Regions from separate parts of the Homo sapiens genome. Here regions 1 and 3 are each linked to region 2. A link is a loop called in an ENCODE intact Hi-C map of the cell type or tissue named here. Cell type or tissue: Calu3. All regions are shown on one strand.

Region 1 (8,000 bases), 100 kb before region 2:
CAAATCCTTTGGCCCAGAAAGATCAAAAAGGCTCTCTCACCCATAACCTTGACTGCTTTGGAAAATCTGGAGGTAGAAAATATTTTTAAGCTGAAAGCAGCTCTAAAGGAGGCCGTGGAAAGTTACCCACACCACTGGCTGCACACGTTTCCTTCTCAAAGCCGTGACTGGCAAGGAAGCTGGAGCCTATGGCCTTCAGGGGTGGGGAATTGAGTGCTCTGCTCCGGGAGAAAGAGAGCGTTAGGAAAATGCACACAGGGAGGCAGGCATGGGCGAGGCTGGATGAGGTGGAATTAGGAGAAGGAAGAGAAGAGATCATTTGCTGTTGAGAACATTCTGTTGGGTTGTGACTTTGACACTATACATGCAGGAAGATGTTAGCTGGGGAGACAGAGGAAAGTGTCTTTCAGTTATCAGTTATGTAAAATAAACTCAGAATATATACGGCTGTTATCTGTGTCCCAGATAGTAAATGAACCAATTGTCATTCTTCAATTGTAACTTTTTTTTTTTTACAGTCCATTAACGGGAGGTGTGAGGCATTACACCCTAACTGACTAGTCGGCCTTTCCAATTCCACTAGTAAAAACTTTAGTCTGTTTTGCTGATATTCAGGTCTGTTGGGAAGACTAGCTCCCTAGTGGCTGTGAACTGTTCTCCAGTGGAACAAGATCTACTGATGTTGAGACAGGAAATTTTCCCTGACCCCTTCATGGGACTTGCAAAGAGGGTGGCTTGTTTACTCAGCCCGTGGCTCTCAGCCCCTCTCGGGAGAGGGAGCACGCAGGTGAGTGGGTGCAGGGGCCAAGATGAGTACTTCTGGGTGCCGGCAGGAGCAGAACTCTGTGTGGCCCCAAGGCAGCTTCTAGAGGAGTACCCACAACCCCTGGAGCCCCAGAGGGCGTGTGTTACCGTGCTCCTTTAGTGTTGCTGTCCACAGATGGCTAAGTGTTTAACTCCTTGGTGTGACAGCCCGCTGTATCCCTAGCTCTTGTTCAGCATGCAGGAAGAATCAGGTCACACGAACAAATTGAAGATGGTAAATACAGGGAATTTTATTGCTGATGAAAGTGACTCTCAGCAGGATGGAGAGCTAGAAAGGGGATGGAGTGGGAAGGTGGTCTTCCCCTGGGGTTCAGCCATCACTGGCCACACTCTTCTCTGAGGTCCCGCCATCAAGCCATCCCCCTGAAGTCAAGCTGCTTCTCAACGACGTCAGGCTGCTGCTTCTCTTTTCTCCATCTCTGCTACTCCACTGCCAGTGGAGCCTGGAGTTTTTATGGGTACAGGATGGGGGGGTGGTGTGGGCCAGAGTGGTTTTGAAAAAGGCAACATTCGAGAAGGAAAACAGGAATGTGGGTCCAGGCTTGAGAGTGGGGCCCTCACTGGGGACTGCTGCCTTCTACCCAGTATTTCCCTGCCTCCTGTCCATATCAGTGGGCAGGAAGTTAACAAGTCTGGGGTGTGCACTGGTGATGTTACCATCACACAGAAGTGATGTGTGCACATTCAGACCATGCCGTCCTCAGACAGCACTGCAGTGATGGTTTAGCATCTGGAAGTGGGACCCCTGATGGGCCTCCAGGGCATGTGGCCAGAGTGAAGCTGAAATCCCAGAGGCAGTGAGAGGATGACAAAGAGAAAATGAAGCCCTTCATTACTGTGCCACGTTTATCTAGGGGTTAGATGGGGCTTTAAGGAGAGAATCCTGCTCAGAAACACCAGTCACTGGAGGAAACTGAAAGAAGGGGGAAAATATCCCCAAACTCTATTTTCTAAGAAGTCTTCTGTCTCATGTCCTGATGTTCAGGAATGGGAAGGTGGGTGTCAACTCTGGGGATCCCTGAGGTGACAAAAACTTAGAACCAGGCTGTCTTTTCATTCTGAAGCTAAAGGCACCCTCCTCGCTGGAGATTCGGCTGGGCAGATGCCAGCACTCTCCTGCCTCTACATTTGTCTTTGTTCCCAACCATGAATTCTACCCAAGCACCCTAAACAGATCTGGGGACAGATTTGCCCTCCCTGTCTGGAGGAAGAAAACGGAGTGTAGAGGGCTTAGCAGGGGCCACTCAGGAAGCAGAATCCAATTCATTCAGCACAAGTGAAGAAACGTTAATGAAGGAACTCTTTGCAGAAGTGAAGGTCAGTCTAAGGCAGTCCGTGGGATATTGCAGGACCCCAGGACAAGCAATAGCAGGAAGCTGTTATCATCCCCAGACTTAAAGGGGCAAGGGAAGGAAAGCGTGTTCCTGGAGCCCTAGAGAGAAAGAGCAGGGAGTGGGCAGGACACCAATACCCCGGCTTCCTCCTGCCTTCTGAGCTTGGCGCGTGCCTCAAGACAGCAAAAATTAGGGAGATAGGGTGGTGTGTTCCCTGGGGGCCAGCCTCTGGGGGTACAGAGCAGGGCAAGGAAGGGCAGAGAGCAAGGGGGATGCGTGAGTGGGGGCGGAATAGCCAGCCCAGAGGAGTGGATGTCTTGAAAAGTTTTCTTAAAGACTCAGAATTCATTTGCACACCAGTCTCGTGTGAGATGTTTGTGTAAAGTAGGTGGCTGGTAGTGGTTCATACGTCAAGGCAGTGCCACGAAAGTGGCTCCCAAGTGTGGCTTTTGTTCATCTCCGGAGTAGCGGGAAATGAATAACTGTATCAGGAACGCGAAATTACAAATCCCAAGCTTTGGTGATTTCCAGATATAAATATGTAACACACTTCAAATTTTTCTCTCTTTGTTTGTTTGTGTGTTTTTTCCTAAAAGAGCAATAAGGGAATATTTCCTGAGATGACGTTGCAGGTTTACTTTCAAGATAGGGAAATAGTTTTGGATTTTTTTGTTTTTCTGTTTGGAATATAGTATATGTTTATTAGATTCCTTTGCTGCCACAAAGAAAAGAAAGAGAGAGAGAGAAAAAAAACACACAAGTTTATTTTCAGCAAAGCTTTGAGGTAGCTATTTGTTAATGTTTGACTGGAGGTTTTGCTTTCAGGGTGATTAACTGTTCTCCACACCCCGGTGCTGCCCTGGGGTCAGGGAGGGGAAGGAATGTTTCCTGGTTCGGGGATCTGTCTGTGGAAGTGTTTCTTGTGCCTCTTAGCCATTCGCACGGCACAAAGCGCTACCAGCTGGGATGAGGCTGAGGCCAGACCGCTCACCAGGCCTGTGCCGGGCTCAGGAAGCAGCGCCTGGAGAGGGAGGTGGAAACTGCACTGGGGTTTTGGGATGCGTGTTACTGGCTGTGTGTTTTCACGAGTTATGCTATGCCCTGGGGAGGCGGGGGAAAACCTCACAAAGCACTCCTCTACATCCCTTTGGTTTTTAAGGCAAGGCTAAGTGCCTAAGACTACTGGAAAGGAAGGGGATCAAAACCCCCTTAAGCCTTGGCCGGCCAGGCAGCACTGCCAGCTTTCCCTTGAGCCCCCGCCCAGATGTGCCGTACTTGATAGCAGCTCACAAGAAGACCTTGCTGCTTCTTCAGGGCTCATGCAGGAAATTCCACTTAGAGCTTCACTTCTTTAGCACAATATTTGCCTTCTGTTAAAGTGCAAATGCCCTGGGAAGGAAGGCACTAATTCGTTTGCCATGGGCCACTCGCTCCCCGCCCCGGAGATGCTGGGCAGGAGTTTGCCACTCCTGATTTCTATTTTCCTGTAAGCTCTTTTCTCATTCTCTCTCCAGTCCATTTTTCAAAGGGATGCAGAGTCTGGATACTTTCTGGGTGGATGAAATCCCTCTAAATCTAAATGAGCGGGGAGAGAGTGAGTTCCCAAACGCTTCAGGTTAGCCCTGTCCTGTTCACCAAGGTTTTAAAGGGAGTTGAATTATTCACAGAGACAGTTTGCAAATGTCCCGGTCTTTTAATTAAGTGTCCTAGAAAGGGGAAAGGTCAGCACCTGTCTGAACCTACACACATTCCTTTGATTAGAGCAGTGACAGACTTTACATGGCCTTAAGGACAAACGTGGACAAAGAAGCATGTTGGAGCTGCTGTTACGACAATTAGGGGATTGTATATGCTGGAGTTCAATGATTTAGGGCAGGAAAAGTATTTAGTAGTGGGTGTTTTTAACAAGATTTTGAGCCAAAGATTAGTTCTAGTTAATTTGTAGAAATGTGTTCTGTACCTAGTGTAGAAGTATGCTGCTTGTTACATGGAAAATTTTAAAGCATCAAACCTTTAGTCATTTCACTATCTCCACCACCATGTCCAAGAGCATGACCTTGAAATTAAGTCACGAAATGAAAAGAGGGTCACACCATTTGGGGCCCTCGTCCATATCACCGAGATTGAATCTGACAAGGAGGTGAATTGGATTATCTGAATTTTGTAGACAAGGCTAAATCAAATTACTTAGCACACAGCATCCCTCCTGCTGGTGTCATTGCTCGTGGGACTTCCTCACTGAAACTGGTGGGCGGCTATTCTTGTGTGCCTGAGTCTAAACATATGTTGGCTTATTTGTTTGAGAGCTAGCCTTTCCTGCTGTCTCTCTATTCCCTCTGACTTTCATCACCCATGGGTTTCTTTTTAGACCTCGGTAGTTTGCATGTATTTTGTGTGCATGTATAGGCGAGGTATGGCAGAAAAGAAATGGAGTTGGGAGACGTTCTTTGACGTTAACTGTACGGCACCCCGAAGTCTTTGGCAAAATTCAAAACCAGCAGGATGTCATCTTTCTGGAACAAAGTTGTCAATATTCTGGCTGAAGGGATGGCACCTCTAGCTGCCCTGGGGAGATGTCTTTTCATCCTGGGAAGCCTATGTTCTGTTTCTGTGGGATGAACCATTATACTGAAGCTGGCCATTGTGCTTCATCTGTGGTATAGTTCAACTGACTGTGCCATGATGCAAATGAATCATCATGTAGGCCATGGTGAATAATTCCTTCCATAAAGTCCCATGCTGTGGAATCAACCAGAAATGAATTCTTGCCAATAGTAATAACAGTTGGAAACAAAGCAGAGTAAACATGAATTACTTTTTTTTTTTTTTTTTTTTTTTGAGACAAAGTCTCACTCTATCACCCAGGCTGGAGTGCAGTGGTATGATCTCGGCTCACTGCAACTTCCGCCTTCCAGGTTTAAGTAATTCTTGTGCCTCGCCTCCTGAGTAGCTGGGATTACAGGCGCACGGCACCACACCCAGCTAATTTTTGTGTTTTTTTAGTAGAGACAGGGTTTTGCCATGTTGGCCAGGCTGGTCTCAAACTCCTGGCCTCAAGGGATTCACCCGCCTCAGCCACCAAAAGTGCTGGGATTACAAGTGTGAGTCACCGTTCACAGCCAACATGAATTACTTTTACAATGTTCTTTAGTATCTGTCCTTGTCCTTTCCAGTGAACTTACAGGCGTATGAATGACTTGAAGGGGAGTGATACTTGTAACCATTTAGAAAGACATTTTCTTAGGCGTCATTTGCAGTGCTAAGAATGAATGCCATAGCATTGCTACCATTCACTGTCACCCAGGCAGGGGGAAGCTCTTCACAGAGTGAATGGCTATTCTCTATCAGAAGAATTGGGAAGTGAGTGATAACTATAGAAAAAAAGAGTTATCTGATTATTTTAGGCAACTCACCTCCCAGATTTATACCTTTAAACCCATTCTGAAAATGTAGAAAGCAATCTCCTCGGTTAGCTTCTGGCTAAGAAATTGAGAGAATCAATATTTGGAATCTAGAGACGAAAGAGGGCTAGTTAAATAAATTACGTGACTCTACTCATTCAGAATTTTAAAAAGGAACTTTAAATGTATCTAGGCATAGGTTCTAAGAAATGACTTCTCATACTAATGAAATCTAAGAGGGAGAAATGCCTTCCCAGAATCGATGTGGACATCTTTACGGAATCAGGTTTTTATTCGTCTGGAGACAGAGAGACTGTCTCGTGGTCTCAGTGACCAAAGTATCCTCCCAGCCAGCTGGTCTTTGACATGAACACTGGTGACCTGAAGCAAGGTGGCTTTTCCGTAAAGGCTTTAAACTTTATGGAAAAGTGAGGTTTTTAAGTAACAGTTGATTTAGCATGGCAGGCTCCAGATTCTGAAGACTCTAAATTCTATCCATTATTAGAACACTTTACACAGTCTTCCATTGAAGAAATGACTGTAGGAAGCTGTGCTTGGGCATCCCACTGGAGTATGAAGATGGAAAAACTGTGCTACTCATGTTCTCAGTTGTGGCTGGTGCATTTCTCTCATCTTGTGGGAACTGCCAGCAAGGGTAGCAGGCTTGCATCCTGGCCTTATACATACATCCTAACAGTTTCTCCAAGAGTGTAGATTAGCCCCTCCTAAACAGAAATAGGGAACTAGGAAGTGGTAGAGATTATTTAGTTTGTTGCCTTACTTTGCATATGCAGAAACTGAGGCCCAAGAAGGCTGAGCAATTGCCCAAAGTCCCATAGCCAGGTGGGCAGCACCCAATCCTGTTTCTCCTGCCTCCTAGTCCAGCTCCTTCCTCTGAGGTCATTTCAAGCCACAGTAGGCCATTTTGAACCTTGCATTAGAAAGAATGCTTAGGTTTCTCCTCTGGGTGAAAGCTCAGGAATAAGCAGGTGACATTCACCACCCACCAGTGATGGTGAATTCTCTTTGATGTACTGATTGCCTCAGCAAATGTGCAAGTTCCACAAGTAGGGAGGGACCCAAGCAAAGTTTGGCTAAATGTGAGCATCGTAAACAAAAGAATATAGTTCACCATCCATTTTTGTCCGTGGCTGCAGAGGCTACAAGCAACGCAGGTCTGAAGATTTCCCACAGTCCCTGTAAGAGACCTTAACCCCTCAGCTTATTTATTCTCCACTTCTGAGGACGTGGCTCTTAAGTTTTCATCTCTGAGGTTATAAACCGTATTTCCGCTTATTTTAATGAACCTAAAAAGCATCTCCAAACAGGTCCAAATGATAGATGGCTACAACAGAACCCAGTCATATCAGGGCACCATGGAAATGAGCCCACTTATTTCCAGAACCCAAACTGTATTGAACATGAATAATAACCCAAGAGCAAATGATGTGCAGACTGCCTGAAATTATTTAAATTTTTATAGCCAACTGCCTCATAAATTAGAGACTTTCTTAAGAGGAGGCCTGCAAATGAACTCATAAAGTATGCATTGAATATTTTATTTATGATATAACTATAGCATGGCAAATACATAGCTATAGCTATATAGCTATATCACTGCAAAAAGGTGGCATCAAAATGTCTGGGCAAACACTTTATATTGGACTTTGTGTCATGGAGAAGAAGAGCATTTGATGGTCTGAAAAGAGGAGACACTTGAGAATTATTTTGCTAGGCACTCCAATTGGGATGGAGGACTAATTTCTTTAAGAGACTCAAGAATTATAATAAGTTTATGGTTAAGAAAGAAAAAAGAAATGAGTAAAAATCTAGGATGGAAAATCCCCAGTTTCGGCAGTGTAGCAATTTGGAGAAAAAGTCCTATGTGGTTTATCTTTTGATTTGTAGATGGATTCGGAAGCTCCTGTACTCATTCAGTCATTCAGTCCACTACAGTATATGCAAAATATTATGAGTGGTTATGTAGAGCAAACCAAAAACATTTTTACCTTAAAAAAAAGATTTGTAGAAGTATAATTTGTACCCTCATGAAGGTTACCTATTTCAACTCAATGACTTCTAATAAAATTGACAAGAGTTTTCAACTTACTACTACAATCCAGTTTTAGAACGTTATCTTCCTCCTAACAAGATCCCTCATGCCCATTTGCAGTCACTCTCTGTTCACACTCTCAGCTCTGGATAACCACTAATCAATTTGTCTCTATATATTTGCCTTTTCTATGCATTTTATAAATAAACGGCTGGATAATATTCCATTGTATGGATATACCACATTTTGTTTATTCATTCCCCAGTTAATGGACATTTGAATTATTTCTACTTTTTTATTATTATGAATAATGCTGATATGAATCCTCATATACAGGTCTTTTTATAGTTATAAATTTTCATTTCTCTTGATGAGGTATATGAAATG
Region 2 (8,000 bases):
GGAGGAGAGGCAAGACGTTGAGGGGAAGCTGACCTCCCCTCGGCCTCCCAAACAGGTGGCTTCTCACCCAGAACCTATTTTCTGGGGGGTGGGAAAAGGGGATCAAATAAGCATGATGGCTGCAGAACAGACAGTCCCTATATAATTTGCTAGAGAAAAAGCTATCTGTATGTCAATGAGGAGAAGATGGGTTCAGGTTTGGAGCTTCTCAAATGGTCATATGAGGGTTTCTGGTGTGTGAAGGTGATGAAGTCTCAGGGGAAACCCAGTGGCTCTTTCGGGAACGTCCATTTTCATTCCATATTTGTATGGGGAGTGGCAGTGGGTATTTGTATGTCATAGATGATGCAGGGGATGGCGAACGGCACGGGCATTTTTAAGATGGAATATGAGAGTTCAAGGCCATGTCTTGCCAGTGACTGCTTTAGGAGACCCGGGGAAAGGTGTGAGAATCCCTGACTGAGATGGGAAGGCCAGAGTTTTCACACGAGCTTGGACTGCAAACGCTTGGGTTTCCTGGGCTGGGGGAAGGAGGCTGGGGAAGGCCTGGGCGCTGGCCCAGACAAGTGCAGGGAGGTCCCAGGTTCCCAGGACTGGGCATCCAGTATCCTCGAGGGACACCATGAGACAGAAAGATAAGGAGGCAGGCAGATAAGAAAGAGGACAAAGTGGGGAAAGAGGAAGAGGGAGGGGGGAAAAAGAAGTTTCTCAGCAAGCCAGCCAGACTGGTCTAATTCCTTTTGGGCAAGCAAAGACTTCCTTATTTAAATTGATCAAATTACCTTCCTACATCCTTAGAGATGAATGTTAGACTCTCTGTCCATTTCCCGATGGGACCAGACAAATGGAGGGTTGAGCTAGGACCATATCCAGGGCAGGCCCCGACCACCTCACAGACATCTGATGGATCACTCGCGGGCAGGGTCAGCATGGGAAGATGGATGCGATGGTGCGGATAGTGTTGGTCAATCAGCAAGTCTTCCTGGGGGTGAGGATTTTGAATTTTTCTGGAGGCAAAGTCTCCACTGCAAAGCCAAGTATATACACAGACAGGTCCTAGTTCTCCTGTGTGGGCTTGGCTTTGTGGGGTTACGGGCACAGAGGCATGGTGAACACAGCCACTGCATCCCCCACGGAGCTGAACCTTCCCTCCTTCACAATCCCACGGCGGTTCCAGTTCCTGGGAGATTTTCAGATGAGCAGAACCAATCTAGAAACAAGCGGTTATGGCCATATCTTAGACGGAGAGAGGGAGATTTGGGCAGGATGAGCTGAAGTCATCATAATGGCATTTATTTGGCTGGACATCAAGCATCGTGGAAGAGGTGCCCCGGGAGTCAGGTGGGGGTGTCGCCTGCCTCAGGCTCCAGTTCCCGTGGTCTCCTATGAGGGGTCTGCAGTGCCCTGCGAGGCCGCATGGCTTTTTTAACCCAGCCATGTTGAAAATGTGTTCTGGCGGTCAGAGATAATACCTTTTCCTATAGAACATCATGAAGTACTGCAAAATTCAACTTTAAATAAATATCCAGTTTGTGCAAAACCAGCCCCTACCTTCAACCAGATTCTCACATAGATCAGGGGTGTCAGGCCCTGGAGTCGTAAAATTTGGGGAGATAGGAGAGGACAAGAGGAGGAGAAACTGAAAACAGCAACAATCCCACCTATGCTCAATTACTTGCCCTGCTAATTGGAAGAGGCCTTCGCAGCTGAGGGAGCAAGTCGCTGTTGCTGCTGCAGGCTGCGTCCATCCTGGGGCAGAAGGTGCAAGACCTCCTCCACCACAGAGGCATGGAAGCACTGAGGGCAGAGGCCACGCAGGGTCCATTTCTGTGCCCCTCTTAGTGCCTGGCACGTGGCCCCATCCAGGGTGGAATGGAAGGAAATTGAGTGGAATTTGAGGCAGGGAAGCTGGAAGGAGTCAAACGGCTGAATCTTTTCTTCAGAAGCCTCAGTTTAGCCATGTTCACTCTCTCTTCCCCCAAGGCTTTTACCCGAGGTAACTAATCACAAAGCATTTTGGCCTTGACAATACCACCCCGTATTCTTCAAGCTGTGAGTGCAAAGGCTGGAAGCAGTGGGATAGGGATTGGGGGGTGGGGCATGGTAATCCCCTGGTGAAATGGCCCCAAGGAATGGAAACAGAGTTCAGACCCTTGATGTTCTCTCTACCTTCCCGCAGCGCCTGGCCCCTGGCCAAATGCAACACTAACACCAGCAACAACACGGAGGAGGAGTAAGTACCCACACACCCAGCAGAGCCCTCCCCAAGCCCGGTGCCCTCCACCCCATAGAAGCCCCAGCTTGGCCTCTCTCCTTAGTGCTCCTGCTCCCCACTCCCAGAGCACCAGTAGAATATTTTAGAATCCTGTTCCCTTCGTTGGAATTCCATCCCTGTGGACAGAAGTCGGGGAGGGATGAGATCTGTGTGACTTCTTGGGGAAGTCGTCTGATCTCTTCGCCTCTCATTTTTCTCATCCATAAAGCAAAGGAATTGGATCAGATAAATGCTTTAAGCTTTAGCACTCTATACCACGATATATCTGAGGGTGCAGAACCGGAGTTCCTTGACAGAGCACTGGAGATTCTCCTTAATGATGAAAAGGCATTTTCTTATTCTACAACCTCAGGCTCTTGAGTGCCAGTGAAATGCCCTTGTTTTTGCTGCTGTTGTTATTGTTGTTTGTTTGTTTGTTTTTGAGATGGAGTCTTGCTCTGTCACCCAGGCTGGAGTGCAGTGGCGCCATCTTGACTCGTTGCAAGCTCCGCCTCCCGGGTTCACGCCATTCTCCTGCTTCAGCTTCCCGAGTAGCTGGGACTACAGGCGCCCGCCACCACACCCGGCTAGTTTTTTTGTATTTTTAGTAGAGAGGGGGGGTTTCACCGTGTTAGCCAGGATGGTCTCGACCTCCTGACCTCGTGATCCACCCGCCTCGGCCTCCAAAGTGCTAGGATTACAGGCATGAGCCACTGCGCCTCGCCTGAAGTTCCCGTGTTTTAAGGCCAATTTGGGCCAATTTTGGGGGCGTAATCAGAGCAGTGGAAAAAGGCAATTTAAATATGTCCAGAGAATAGCCTCTTCAAAGGGTGACCTGCTATAATTCCTTTTTCCATCACCAGATACTAAGGTGGCAGATTAGGGACAGCGTGGCACTATTCAGGAGGGGAAGTCTTAGTTGGAGATTAGGGAAAAAATACCTATATCAGTGAGAAATGCCGATTTCTTGACTTCCAACAGACAGAGAAATGTGCCAAGGGTTTTTCTTGTTATTTCTCTCTTTGTTCCTCAGCTAGAACTTTTTTCTATTTTCTCCATGAAGGAAGCATGTCTTTTGTTTGCATAAATTTGGACATCAAATCCAGAGACCCAAATGCCAGCCATAACGAAAAATGAGATGATTTTATCTACAAAGCAATAGCTATAGTGATATGTGTTTGACTTAAAGCCAAACCTGACACTAAACACCCTTGCAGCTGCAGTATCAAGTCTTTCAGGCAGGGAACGGCTCCAGATACTGAAACCATGGACAGAGGTCCTGGGGGTTTCTAGGCATCTTTGTCCTGGGGCTGGGGTGTGGGCAAGGATGTGGGTGGATAGCGTGGGCTGCACCCGGCTCTTCAATCTTTCAATAAATGGGCTCACTTCACTGGTCCACTTTGAAGCCAAGGACCAAGGGACAAAACTGGGAACTATCCCAAAATGAGGACACACACAAAATAATTATTTATGAACACCTTCCCCGACTCTTCACTCCATTTCTGTCATTTTCATATGGTCTCATTTGTCCTGAATAATTTTTCCCTCCCCCATCAAACTGTTCCCAGCCAAAACCAGCAGCATTTTGCAGTTCTGTGTAGGGTTCTTTTGGGGCAGTGCTGGGTGGATTTGGGGATGCAGCCGATGGTGCTGGGTCTTTCCTAGGCTCTCAGCAGTTTGGTACCCAGACAGGCCAAGGCCCGTAATCCAGGGCCACAAATCTTGCACAAGGCAAGCTGAGTCCGGCGTAAACTGCAGGGCAAAGCTCACCCAAAAAGCTTGAGGGCAGCGCCGTCTGCTGGTGACTTGACGTTAAGACTCCAGTGCCTGAAAAGAGACCAGGGTTCACATCACCCTGGAGGACAGAGGAGGGGTAACTTTCCTTGCTCTTTTCATTTAATGATTTTAATAACCTTTTATTCTAATTCACTTTATTGAAATACTCTTGCTGAAAACTTGGAAAACAAGAAAAGCACACAGGGGCATACACACACAAAAACTGCACTTCATGCTAACCATGGAATTCCACTATCAGAGATAGCCCCACTTAACATGTTGACAAATATACTTCCAACTTCTTCCTAGGCATATATATTGAATACTTAGATTGATACAATATATTTTATATATACATATACTTGTTAAGAGCATCTGTTTCCCAACTCAGTTGCCTCAGAGCTTTGTGACCTTGGACAAGTGTATTAGTCCATTCTCACATTGCTAGAAAGAAATGCCTGAGACTCGGTAATTTATCAGAAAAGTGGTTTAATTGGCTTGAGGTACTGCAAGCTATACAGGAAGCATAGCAGCTTCTGCTTCTGGGGAGGCCTCAGGAAGCTTTCAATCATGGTGGAAGGCAAAGGGGGAGCAAGGAGTCTCAAACGGCAGGAGCAGGAGGAAGGTGGGGTAGGTGCCGTAAACAACCAGATCTCAAGAAAACTCACTCACTGTCTCAAGCAAAGCACCAAGGAATTGGTGCCAAACCATGAGAAATCCACCACCATGACAGGGACACAGATTCAAACCACATAAGCTGGTTACCTAACTTCTCTGTGTATCTGTTTCCTGGCTTATAAAATAAGGATTGTAATAGGGTCTTATTACATGGTGGGAGTGAAGACTGAATGTGTTACTCTGTGAAAAGTGCTCAGAACAGTGCCTGGTACATAGTAAGTGCTCAATAAATATTGACTTGTGTGGTAGGCAGAACAATCTCCCCCAAAAGATGTCTACCATCCTAATCCTTAGAACCTGTAAACAGGTTACCTCATATGGCAAAGGGAACTTCGTAAATGTGATTACATTCAAGGTCCTTGAGATAGGTAATGATTTGACTTGGCTGTGTCCCCACCCAAATCTCATCTTGAATTGTAGCTCCTCTAATTCCCATGTGTCGGGACAGATCTGGTGGGAGGTAATTGAATCATGGGGGTGGGTCTTTCCCATGCTGTGAATAAGTCTCACGAGATCTGATGGTTTTGTAAAGGGGAGTTCCCCTGCACAGACTCTTTGCGTGCCGCCACGTAAGATGTGACTTTGCTCCTCATCTGCCTTCCACCATGATTGCGAGGCCTCCCAAGCCATGTGGAACTGAGTCCATTAAACCTCTTTCCTTTATAAATTACCCACCCTCGGGTATGCCTTTATTAGCAGCATGAGAACAGACTAATACAGGTAGGTTATCCTGGATTATCAGGGTGGGCCCACTGTAATCACATGAGTCCTTAAAAGCAGAAGAGTGGGTCAGAGAAAGTAAATGGAAGAAGAAGAGAGTCACAGTGTGAGGGGGACTCGACCCATCACTGCTGGCTTTGAAGATGTAGGAAGGGGACCTGAGCTAAGGAAGCCACAGCCTCGAAAGGTGCAGCCAGCAGGGAAACAGGGATCTCAGCCCCACAATCGCAAGAAGCTGGATTCTGCGTAAGATCCAAACGAGCAGGAATCAGAGCCCCGCCTAGAGACTCTGGGGGATGGCAGCCCTGTCAACACCTTGATTTTAGTCTGGTGAGATCCACAGTAGACTTCTGACCTACAGATCTGCAAGATAATACATTTATGTTGTATAAGTTTGCAGTAATTTGTTCCGGCAGAAATAGAAAACTGATCCAGCTATTACGGTAAACTCTTTTGTAGTCTGCTTCTTAACTTAGCAAAATATTAGGAACCGTTTTCCCACGTCACTAGCTCTTCTGAAACAGCGTTTTAAGTGGCCATGTAGAATTCACCGTTGAGGATGAGCCTGCATGGTCGTGTGATTCGGTGGCTCTCCCTTTTTGATTGTCATGAATAATGGCAGTGATTATTTTTCCACACGTATCGCACACAGCCTTGATTATTTCCATAGGAAGTGTTAGGTAATTGTGAATGGATCTTTTTCAATGAGTGTTTAATTAGCAGAATTTATCTCTCAACCATGCCTTCCTTCAGCGTGTGGAAGAGAGAAATCAGAGGGGCCTGAAGGGGACTCGAGGGGTTGTCCCTTCCGCAACCTTTGTTTCTTCAACTATTCAATGGGGCATTACTGCCTGCCTTGAAGAAATTTACATGTATTCATTAGATAACTTTATAAGAGTTCCTAGCTCTTAAAAGACACCCAATAAAGAAGAGGCAGCAGTGTGAAGTCTTATGTTGAAGAAAAACCTGCAGTCACAGGACCATCCTGCGGACGCTGCCTGAACCGTCTCGCAGCCCAGCAAAGTCCGAAGGCGTGTCTGAACTCGGCCACATTTGCGAACCTGCGACCACACGTATTTGCCACTACATGCGTCACAGACCCGCCTCTTCGAATGTTGCTTCCCTTCTGCTCACTGGCTTTCTCATTAAGGCCCAGGTTTTCACTTGATCCAGAGAGAGGTTTCAAGAACAGCGGACAGGCCACACCCTTCCATTCAGAACGGAGAGCCTGGCGTGGGATTTCCAAAACTCCGAGTAACTTTCCCAACTTCAATGTGTGGATTTGGGTCTATGTCGTACTACCTCAAAACGTCTCCAGTCTCTGGCTGTTTGTGACTTCCCAGGAGCTCATGAAAATAGATCAGAAATTGTAGAACATTAGACTGAGCCACTAATTTCTCAATGTATACTCAATGGGGTGGTTTACCTCACGCTTCAGGAATAATAATAACAAATCAATAACCCCATTTCATCCCAATGCGCTGGAAGCACCCCTTGCCACGCCCTCTCTTCAGGACGTCTCCACGACGCCACACGCCACGCCCTCTCTCCGGGACGCAGCAGCCTGCCCCTTCCATTTGGTAATGTCCTTGATATATGAAGTCTGCTAAATGTGCCCCGGCATCATCCAGCAGCAAGGCAGAAAAGAACGAAGAGAAAAAAGAAGAGAGAAAAGCTACCTAAAACACGAGGAGGAAGTACTGAAGGAAGCTGCCTCTAAAGACGGGGTGCCATGGTCCCAGCAGGCCTGACCCCTCCCTGCAGGGCTCCAGGGCTGGGTATCTTGGAGCAACGCTATCAGGGGGCCTTAGCTTCGGCCCTGGAGGGGAGAGGGTGCTTGGAGCTGAGGAAAAGTCGGTCCCAGCAGGCTGCAGACCATGCCTCCTGAGACCATGTGAAGCCCCCATCTTGCAGAAAGAATCCTCTCCAAGCTCCGGGAACTCAAGGGGGGCTTATAAGTAAAGAGAGTTGCTTGTCTGCAGCCTCCGGTGGGCAGCCGGGGGCTGCCCCTGTGAGCCTGCTCATGTGCCCCCCACCCGAAGCATTTCGTTTGCCCTCACAAGTGGGCCGGCCACACGTAGGCTGAGGGCTTCTCTGGGGCACTGGAAGATACAATGTTCACAAACTTTCACCCAAATTCAGTGGTGATGAGAGCTGTAGGGAACGTCCCAAAGCCCGGTCAGTGAGTGACCTTGCACTTGCAGCATCCAGGTGAAGGCAGGAAGTCACTGGGGTCTCCGATGGAGCACAGGAGCACTCTGCAGGCCTGGGCCAGCGTGGGTCGCATGGGATGGCAGAGGGGACACATGGACCCAACAAAAAGGCAGTCTCCAGTACAGCCTGTAAACTTGAATCTGCGGGAAATTCTAAGAATAAAAGTTAAGCACTCTAAGCTATGTATTTCATTCCGTGCGGGCCCACGTGACAGGTTATTCCCAGGCTTTTGATGGAGAGGTGTGATGCAAGCCCTTGGAAATGAGCCTTTACATCGTCCGCACAAACACAGTGAGGGAGGTGGAGAGGGTTCTGGAGGGAATACTGTGGGGCTCCCCAACTCTGTCCAGAGAGGGGC
Region 3 (8,000 bases), 680 kb before region 2:
GAAGATGAAAGACTTCAACTTTTTCTTGAGCACAAAGTCAGAGTTTCTTGGTTCTGCACTCCTTTAAGAAGGTTTTTACCAAGCCCAGCACATGCTTGATTGGCAGCTTGGGTTGAGCCTACACCATGGAAGGACGGGAGAATTGCTCTTGTAATGGGTGGCTGCTCCTGTCATAGTTAGTAGTTCTAAAGTTGGAAAGAAATCTGGAAATGAAACTGTGTTGGTCAAAAATTTGATAATTGTGCTTATTTTTTCCCACAAAAAAATAATCCAAGAAATGATCAAACACAAACCATCAAACATAAAAGACGCCTTCAGATTCTTCAAAGAACCTTAGGTAAATGAAAACTTACGTCCATACTGACGATAAGAATAGGCAGTGGCTCTTGCCTCTGGTAGAGAAAGAGAGTGAAAATGTGTTCCCGTGTCAGGTCTACCATTGCTGCAGCTCTGTGGAAGACCAAGCCAAGCGCGCCCCCTGGTGGATAACTCCATGCTCGCCAGGGCTTTCTGTCTGTGGCTATTAATCTGAGTCGGATTTGACATGTTGCATTTCAAAAGTCAAGTTAATTATCAGTCTTATTAAATTGGGAGTTTTCTCTCTTTTCTAAGCCAAGTTGAATAAGGAACAAATTTCTCTCTTTTTTCCAGGAATACCTAGAACTTCATGAGACTGTTATCAGACACCCACATGATGGTCTTAATCATATTGTGATAATTTTCTGTTATTTTATTTTATTGTTTAATTTTATTATTCTTTTGAGACAGGGTCTCGCTCTGTTACCTGGGCTGGAGTGCAGAGGTGTGATTATAGCTCTCTGCAGCCTTGATCTCCTGAGTTCAAGCCATCTGCCTACCTCAGCCTTTCTAGTAGCTGGGACTATAGGTGTGCGCCACCATGCCTGGCTAATTTTTTTTTTTTTATTTTTAGTAGAGATGAAGTCTTGCTATGTTGCCCAGGCTGGTCGCAAACTCTTATTGTGACAGTTCTCTATCTCTCTGTGAACAAGGCCAAGGAAGATTTACCAAACCCATCCAAAGCTGCCCCGCCCCCACTTCCAGCTCTTGGAGGTCTCCCATCTGGAGCTGGGGGCTCCAGCCTGCTTTGAAGTCTTCCGGGGTGTGAGATTCATTACTTCTCATCCTTTCCCATTCCCTCTTTGATAGCTCACCTTCTAAATGCTAAACAGTCCAAACAGATTTCCCTGGAGCGCCTACCCATTGGTTCTAGTTTGTTCCCCAGAGCTTCTCAAAACATCTCTCAGCCTCTTCCCAGGCCATCCTGCATCTGGCAAAGATAGGCAGGCCATGCTGGCCTCCCGATTTTCTCCAAGCTAAACTCAGGCCCTTTGACAGGTCCCATATGCAAACGAGTCAGGCACCAAAGGGCAGAGCTAGGATGCAAATATTTCTCATTTTCGACTGTCTTCTTTCTATTAAACTATTCTGCAATCCCTCTACTGATACCTGAATATTTCAGTGTGGTTAATTTTCCTATCTTGTCCTCGCAACTCAAGAAAATTTTTATAGTACTTCGTGTTTTAAAAATTATTTTCATGAACATTGTACAATCTGTGAAGTAGGTCTCATTATCTCTATTTTATGCAAGTGGAGAAGTAGGCTGGGGCTTAGAGAGGTTCTCTAAGTGTGGTCCTCTACCCACAGAAGCAGCGTCTTTCAGGATCTGTGAGACATACGCATTCCCAGGCCTACCCCAGACCTATGGAATCAGAAACTCTGGGGTGGGGCTTAGGAATCTGTGTTTTCATAAGCCCTCCCAGTGTGATTCAGATGCACGCTCGAGTGTAAGAAATGCTGCCTCAGCTATGGGTGGGTTGCCCAGGAATTTGTTAGATTTTTTAAAAAGTAAACAAAAACAATAAAACACCAAAACACTGAGGTTCTGTAGGACATTTAGACTTTTCCCCCAAGTCCTCCCTAACTCCTCACTTTGAGTCTAGAAGAAGCTACTTTTATCATAAACGCTGAACTAATCACATGCCATGGTTGTTTGTAGATGAACACATTTTATCTTTTGTAGATCACCTTTCAGAGGAGAAGAATTTTAAAGAATCCTGTCTGTTCGACAGGGATTTAAGAGAGCAGTTAACTACTATAGATAAAGAAACACTTCAAGGAGCAGCTAAACCAGGTGGGAATCTATATGGCCTATAAACTAAGTATGATGCTTAAATACGGACAACTTCTGAATGTGTCTTTTGCCTTTCATGGTATTTTAACTGACATCTTTAATTCACCCGCTAAAGTGAATTAAATCTGCAGTGAATACAACCTGCAGTTAAAATTTATGAATTAAACCAACTCCAGAGGCCGGGCACGGTGGCTCACGCCTGTAATCCCAGCACTTTAGGAGGTCAAGGTGGGCGGATCACCTGAGGCCAGGAGTTAGAGACTACCCTGGCCAACATGGTAAAACCCCGTCTCTACTAAAAATACAAAAGAAAAAATTAGCTGGGCATGGTGGCGGGTGCCTGTAATCGCAGCTACTCGGGAGGCTGAGGCAGTTCAAGAATCACTTGAACCCAGTAGGGGGAGGCTGCAGTGAGCTGAGATTGCACCATTGCACTCCAGCCTGGGCAACAAGAGCGAGACTCAATCTAAAAAAATAAATAAATAAATAAAAACCCAACTCCGGGAATTTCACCACTCTTCCAAAAAGATGCTACTTTTATATTGTTTCTATACAGCCAGGGCTTCACCCTCGCTCATCCCTGAGCCCAGACCTGTTTAGAGTGGGCAGAAGCTCACCCATGCTGGTACCAAGTGCAGTACACCCCTCCACACTGCCACTCCCTGTCAAAATTATACCTGGTTGTCACTTCCTAATGCTTAGAAATTAAATGCTGAATTATTCTAGCAGAGCCTTAGAGCTGCTGGATACGCTGCCTCTTGGCATAGCATAGCTGAAGGTAGGAGGCTGGACATGCCCTGTTTTCTCCCCATCACCCAAGAAGACCCTTGCTCAGCACTCTGCTGTCTACATAACCGGCTGCCCTGGGCAGCTCTCCACACGAAACCAGCCGATACCTGGGATCATACCTCCATGCCTGATTTCCCTGATGTCTTTTTCTTTTTTGGTCACATTATAAATGGGGTGACAGAAGCTCTAGGAGACACTAATGTCGGCTGAGATCTCCTTCCTTTGAGATCTAGCTAAGACTGCCGCGTTTTCCCCAGCCTGTGCTCAGTGGTATTCCGTCCACTCTCACAATTTCTGTAAGTCCTCAGAGGGGCTCAGGAGCTCAGGATCATCTGTGGCCTTGTGTTTGCCTCGTGCTGGTGCAGACATGAAATCTCCCAAACCTACACACACGAGGCAGATTGTGTATGCAGTACAACTTTCTGAGGCCAGGGGGCAGAGGAGGGGAAGCAGAGAAGAGGTTATATCACTGCCCTGTGAAAAGCTGCAGAGTGTTCGCCTCCATTGTTCTTAAAATCCTTTGCAGTAGGATTTCTCAACCTCCTCTAGTGCCCCTGCTTCCTCCTACCCATCTGAGCTCTCCTCTGTTCTTCTCTTTACCTCCTACAAATTGTCTGTGGAACTTTCTTTCTGGCTGCTTTGTTGCATGCCAGCCCGTATCCTCAGTGTCTCATCTCCACCCCCCAAAATCATCCCATCTTATCGCCAAATAGCAGATGAATGCATATGAATGCATTTCCCCAAACAGCCAGTTCCTTCCCAAGAGGACTTCTGGAACCAGTGGCTAAGATGCCAAGGTTTTTTGTTTTTTTTTTTGAGATGGAGTCTCACTCTTTTGCCCAGGCTGGAGTGCAGTGGTGCGATCTCAGCTCACGCTCACGGCAACCTCCGCCTCCCGGGTTCACGCCATTCTCCTGCCTCAGCCTCCCAAGTAGCTGGGACTACAGGCGCCCGCCACCACGCCCGGCTAATTTTTTTTGTATTTTTAGTAGAGACGGGGTTTCACCGTCTTAGCCAGGATGGTCTCGATCTCCTGACCTCGTGATCCGCCCGCCTCAGCCTCCCAAAGTGCTGGGATTACAGGCGTGAGCCACCGCGCCCGGCCGAGATGCCAAGGTTTCTATTCTGTTATGAATGGAATGAACAGGTGTCCCTTGCAGGCTTAGTCCTGGTTGTGGGTAGCCCGGTGGGTATCTCTGTTCACTCTGCGCTGTGTCTTCTCATTTAGATGCTCACTTTAGGACTATGCCCTGCGGGCAGCTTCTGCACTTCCTGCAGAGGAACACCATCATCGCCGCCGTCTCAGGGGTGGCCATCCTCATGGCCATCGTGCTGTTGCTGCTTGGGTTGGCCTCATACATCAGGAAGAAACAGCCATCGTGCGTGGTGCTGGCATAACCTTCCTTCCAAGAACCCGCGGGTGTTAGAACTCACGCTGCCCTCAGGGCTTCCTGCTGATCTGGTTTACGAGGAGGGCAGAAGCTGCAAGCCTGGTTGTGCTTCAGCATCCCCTGGCCTGCTCTGTCAAAGCACACAGGACCTGGGCCATGGGTTTTCGGCACAGCCTGGGTGATTCTGATGCACAGCCGGGTTTGGGGATCCCTGGGTGGGCCAGGGTTGCCTCTCAAGGCCACTACGGTTAGGCCAGACCTGTCCCCATATTGAGGGCTCTGGCTGAAAGATTGGTAAATAGGAATATGGATTTACAAAAGAAAGGAAAAATACAAATCTAAGAGGGTGAGGAGGGCTGAAGCCACGAAGGAGAGTGAGAGCAGGGCTGATATTCAGCTCCTTCACATTGGCACAGCTGTCCTGCTTGTTAGAATACTGAAAGCCTTCCCCGAGCTTCCCACTGACCTCCTGATCTTCTCCGTGATCCTGCAAATGAAGGATTAGTGCCTGGCACAGCCGTGGCCCTCCAAGGCTCTGCTTCAGTGGTGGTCATTTTGACTGGTCAGTGCCTGTCTACACCCCCGTCTACACCAGTTGTTAAATATTTTGGTTAGGCCTCTAGATGAGGGGGCTCAGGCACAGAGGCACTCACCATGAGCAGGCGCTAGGAAGCAAATGGTTTGCACGATGACGTGTATGCATAGCTGCATTTTGAAATTACGTGCTTCTTGCTGCGTCCCCAGGGACATGTATTCCTGACCACAGAAGGAAGAGCAGCTCCCCACAGCCCTTCAGTCCTGCCTGACACTGCACTGAATGCTCAGCTTGCCCCTAGAGCAATGGGGTGGAGGTGTGTGTTGAGGGGAAGTGTCCATCCCCACCCCTACCCACCCTCTGACTCCAGAGGTAGCAGTGTTTGAATTTCCCCACAAGAGTGGCATTGCTTTCTCTCCATGCCAAGGCTCCTGGAACTGGTGACTTATTCAGGCCACCTCCCCCAACCCCCACCTCCAGCATCCTCTTCCTACCAAGGCTCATCCATTGGACCTGCCATTTTCCCTCCATGCCCCTTGAGATGCCAGCAGAAGTGGTCAGAACTGTGGCCCCTCCCATAGGGACCAGTCAAAGTTGTGGGTGGCCTGAGTTAGTTAAGAGAAACTGGGGGGAAGAGAGTATCCCAGAGGCTCTGTGCTGCCCAGAGGCAAAAAGAATTTCACAGATGACAAACCTTACTGATGGGAAGCAGAATCCTCACGCTGGGAAGCGTCAGCCTCCACCACTGCCCAGCGAGTAGACAGCAGGACTCCTGTGCGCTGAGCTGAGCACTGTGGTTTTTGTTATTTTGTTTTAGATCTCCTCTGGCAAACACGACATATAATATTTTTATAATGGATGGAAAGACATGGTGGCACAATTCTGAAGAAAAAAATTTCACAAAACTTGCAAAAAAACAGAAACAGTTGAAGAGCAGCTCCTGTGTCTAAGCCAGGTCGTGGGGCCGTCAAACCAGGACTTGAAACCACAATGCGAGGACATTCTCCATCTGCGCACCACAGGGAGGCAATTCCATTTCTGCCCGGGAGGTGTATTCTACAAAAACGTCTGCTTCCCATCCCAATTTGAATGGACCAAGAAAAACTGCTTTACCATAGGACACTTGTGGCAATATGGCACCGATGGCTGGCGTCGGTGAACCCGACAGACTATGGATTTATCATTTAATAAAGCATTGATTCATTTTTTCAGTCATTCATTGAACAGATATTAATAGACCACCTCACATGCTGACAATATCAAAATACAATGAGGAAACTAACAGTGACCCAGGCATGCATTCTTCCCCGAGCAAGATCACAGTCCATGGTGTGAGCACAACCATACTAAATAGCTTTTATGGGAGGTGGGAGTACAGAAAGTATTATATCTGCAAAGAAACTGCTAAGAATTGTGGGAGCGCCCCAGGAGGTGATTTCCTGCTTGCGTGACCAGCACAAAGAAATGGGGTAATTGAGAGTGTCATGAAGTGGGGTTATTTATTTATTGAGTCGGAGTCTTGCTCTGTCACCCATGCTGGAGTGCAGTGGCGTGATCTCAGCTCACTGCAACCTCCGCCTCCCGGGTTCAAGCGATTCTCCTGCCTCAGCCTCCCGAGTAGCTGGGATTATAGGTGCGTGCCACCACACCCAGCTAATTTTTGTATTTTTAGTAGAGATGGAGTTTCACCATGTTGGCCAGGCTGCTCTCAAACTCCTGACCTCAGGTGATCCCCCCGCCTTGGCCTCTCAAAGTGCTGGGATTATAGGCATGAGCCACCATGCCCGGCCCATAGAAGTTTTCAGTTCATTTATGCACAGTTTAAGCTGAGAATGTGAAAGGCTAAACTCATCCCTTTCTTTCCCCACTTTCTCCAGCAACCAGCCAATATCATACTCCTCAGTTTAATTAAAATGTTCTCAGATATCATCAAACACGTGGGCACCCAGAACCTTGCCTTTTATATGTGTTTGATTGAGAGTATCCAATGGTAATATTTTGTATATCTCTATTGCCACATCATGCCATGGAGTACCTAAATGCCCTCTTGGCCACTGGAAATAGATTTAAGATTCTGTTCCTCTCTTCTAGTACCAAAATTTGGATGAGTCAGGGTCCCATGAGAGAAACAGAACTAGTAGGAGGATATATAGAGTAGTAAGAGATTTTTTTAACTTTTAATTTTTGTGGGTACATAGTAGGGGTATGTATTTATGGGGTACACGAGATATTTTGATACAGGCATGCCATGCATAATAATCACGTGAGGGTGAATGGAGTATCCAAAACCTGGTGCATTTATCCTTCATGTTATAAACAATCCAATTATGTTCTTTTAGTTATTTTTAAGGTGCAATTAAATTACTATTGACTGTGGTCCCCCTACTGTGCTATCAAATACTAGGTCTTATTCATTCTTTTATTTTTTGTACCTATTAACCATCCTTACATCTCCCCCACCCCCACTACTCTTCCCAGCCTCTGGTAACCACCCTTCTACTCTCTATCTCCATGAATTCAATTGTTTTAATTCTTAGCTCTCAGAAATGATGAGCGCATGCAAAGTTTGTCTTTCTGTGCCTGGCTTATTTCACTCAACATAATGACTTCCAGTTCCATCTATGTTGGTGCAAATGACCATTTTTTGAATGGCTGAATAGTACTCCATTGTGTAAATGTACCACATTTCCTCATCCATTCATCTGTTGATAGACTGTTGTTAGGTTGTTTCCAGATCTTGGCTATTGTGAATAGTGCTGCAATAAACATGAGAGTGCAGATATCTCTTTTATACACTGATTTCCCTTCTTTTGAGTATATACACAGCAGTGGGATTGCTGGATTGTATGGTAGCTCTATTTTTAGTTTTTTGAGGAACCTCCAAACTGTTCTCCATAGTGGTTGTACTAACGTACATTCCATACATTAGCAATAATGTATGAGAGTTCCCTTTTCTCCACATCCTCGCCAGCACTTGTTATTGCCTATCTACTGGATATAAGGGACAATTCTTCTCTAGAGCCTCTGAGGGGCCTGCAGCCCTGCTAACACCTCGGTTTCAGACTCTGGCCTCCAGAATGTGACAGAATAAATTTTTGCTGTTTTAAGCCACTCGGTTTGTGGTTGTTATGGC

Evidence for each region. A loop is a pair of places that touch in the nucleus more often than their neighbours do. Peaks named below come from ENCODE experiments on the same cell type or tissue, not always from the same donor. Only the 100,000 strongest peaks of a DNase experiment are listed, where the experiment ranks them.
Region 1: it touches region 2 in a loop (2.0-fold over the local background); 8 of 110 quality-filtered maps call a loop at or near these places.
Region 3: a loop joins it to region 2, with 29 times the contacts of the local background. A loop is called at or near these places in 67 of 110 quality-filtered maps.

The regions. Positions count from the first base shown.
Region 1 is chr2:98,277,459-98,285,458 of GRCh38, forward strand. All of the region lies in intron 22 of VWA3B (von Willebrand factor A domain containing 3B), which reads left to right. Among named protein-coding and RNA genes, the nearest start is that of CNGA3, 65 kb to the right of the region's middle. RefSeq lists an enhancer at 2,743-3,243. In Calu3, no CTCF peak of the experiment used is centred here; a DNase peak (open chromatin) is centred at 3,083.
Region 2 is chr2:98,381,209-98,389,208 of GRCh38, forward strand. CNGA3 (cyclic nucleotide gated channel subunit alpha 3) reads left to right here. Exons shown (of 8, transcript NM_001298.3): 5 at 2,180-2,233. Among named protein-coding and RNA genes, the nearest start is that of CNGA3, 39 kb to the left of the region's middle. RefSeq lists enhancers at 1,022-1,599, 2,176-2,753, 2,754-3,329 and a silencer at 6,890-7,077. In Calu3, a CTCF peak has its summit at 4,057 (motif pointing left); a DNase peak (open chromatin) is centred at 4,033.
Region 3 is chr2:97,696,985-97,704,984 of GRCh38, forward strand. C2orf92 (chromosome 2 open reading frame 92) reads left to right here. Exons shown (of 8, transcript NM_001351368.2): 6 at 2,042-2,152; 7 at 4,170-4,320; 8 at 5,685-6,082. The coding sequence ends at 5,817. Among named protein-coding and RNA genes, the nearest start is that of ZAP70, 13 kb to the right of the region's middle. In Calu3, a CTCF peak has its summit at 477 (motif pointing left); DNase peaks (open chromatin) are centred at 457 and 3,367.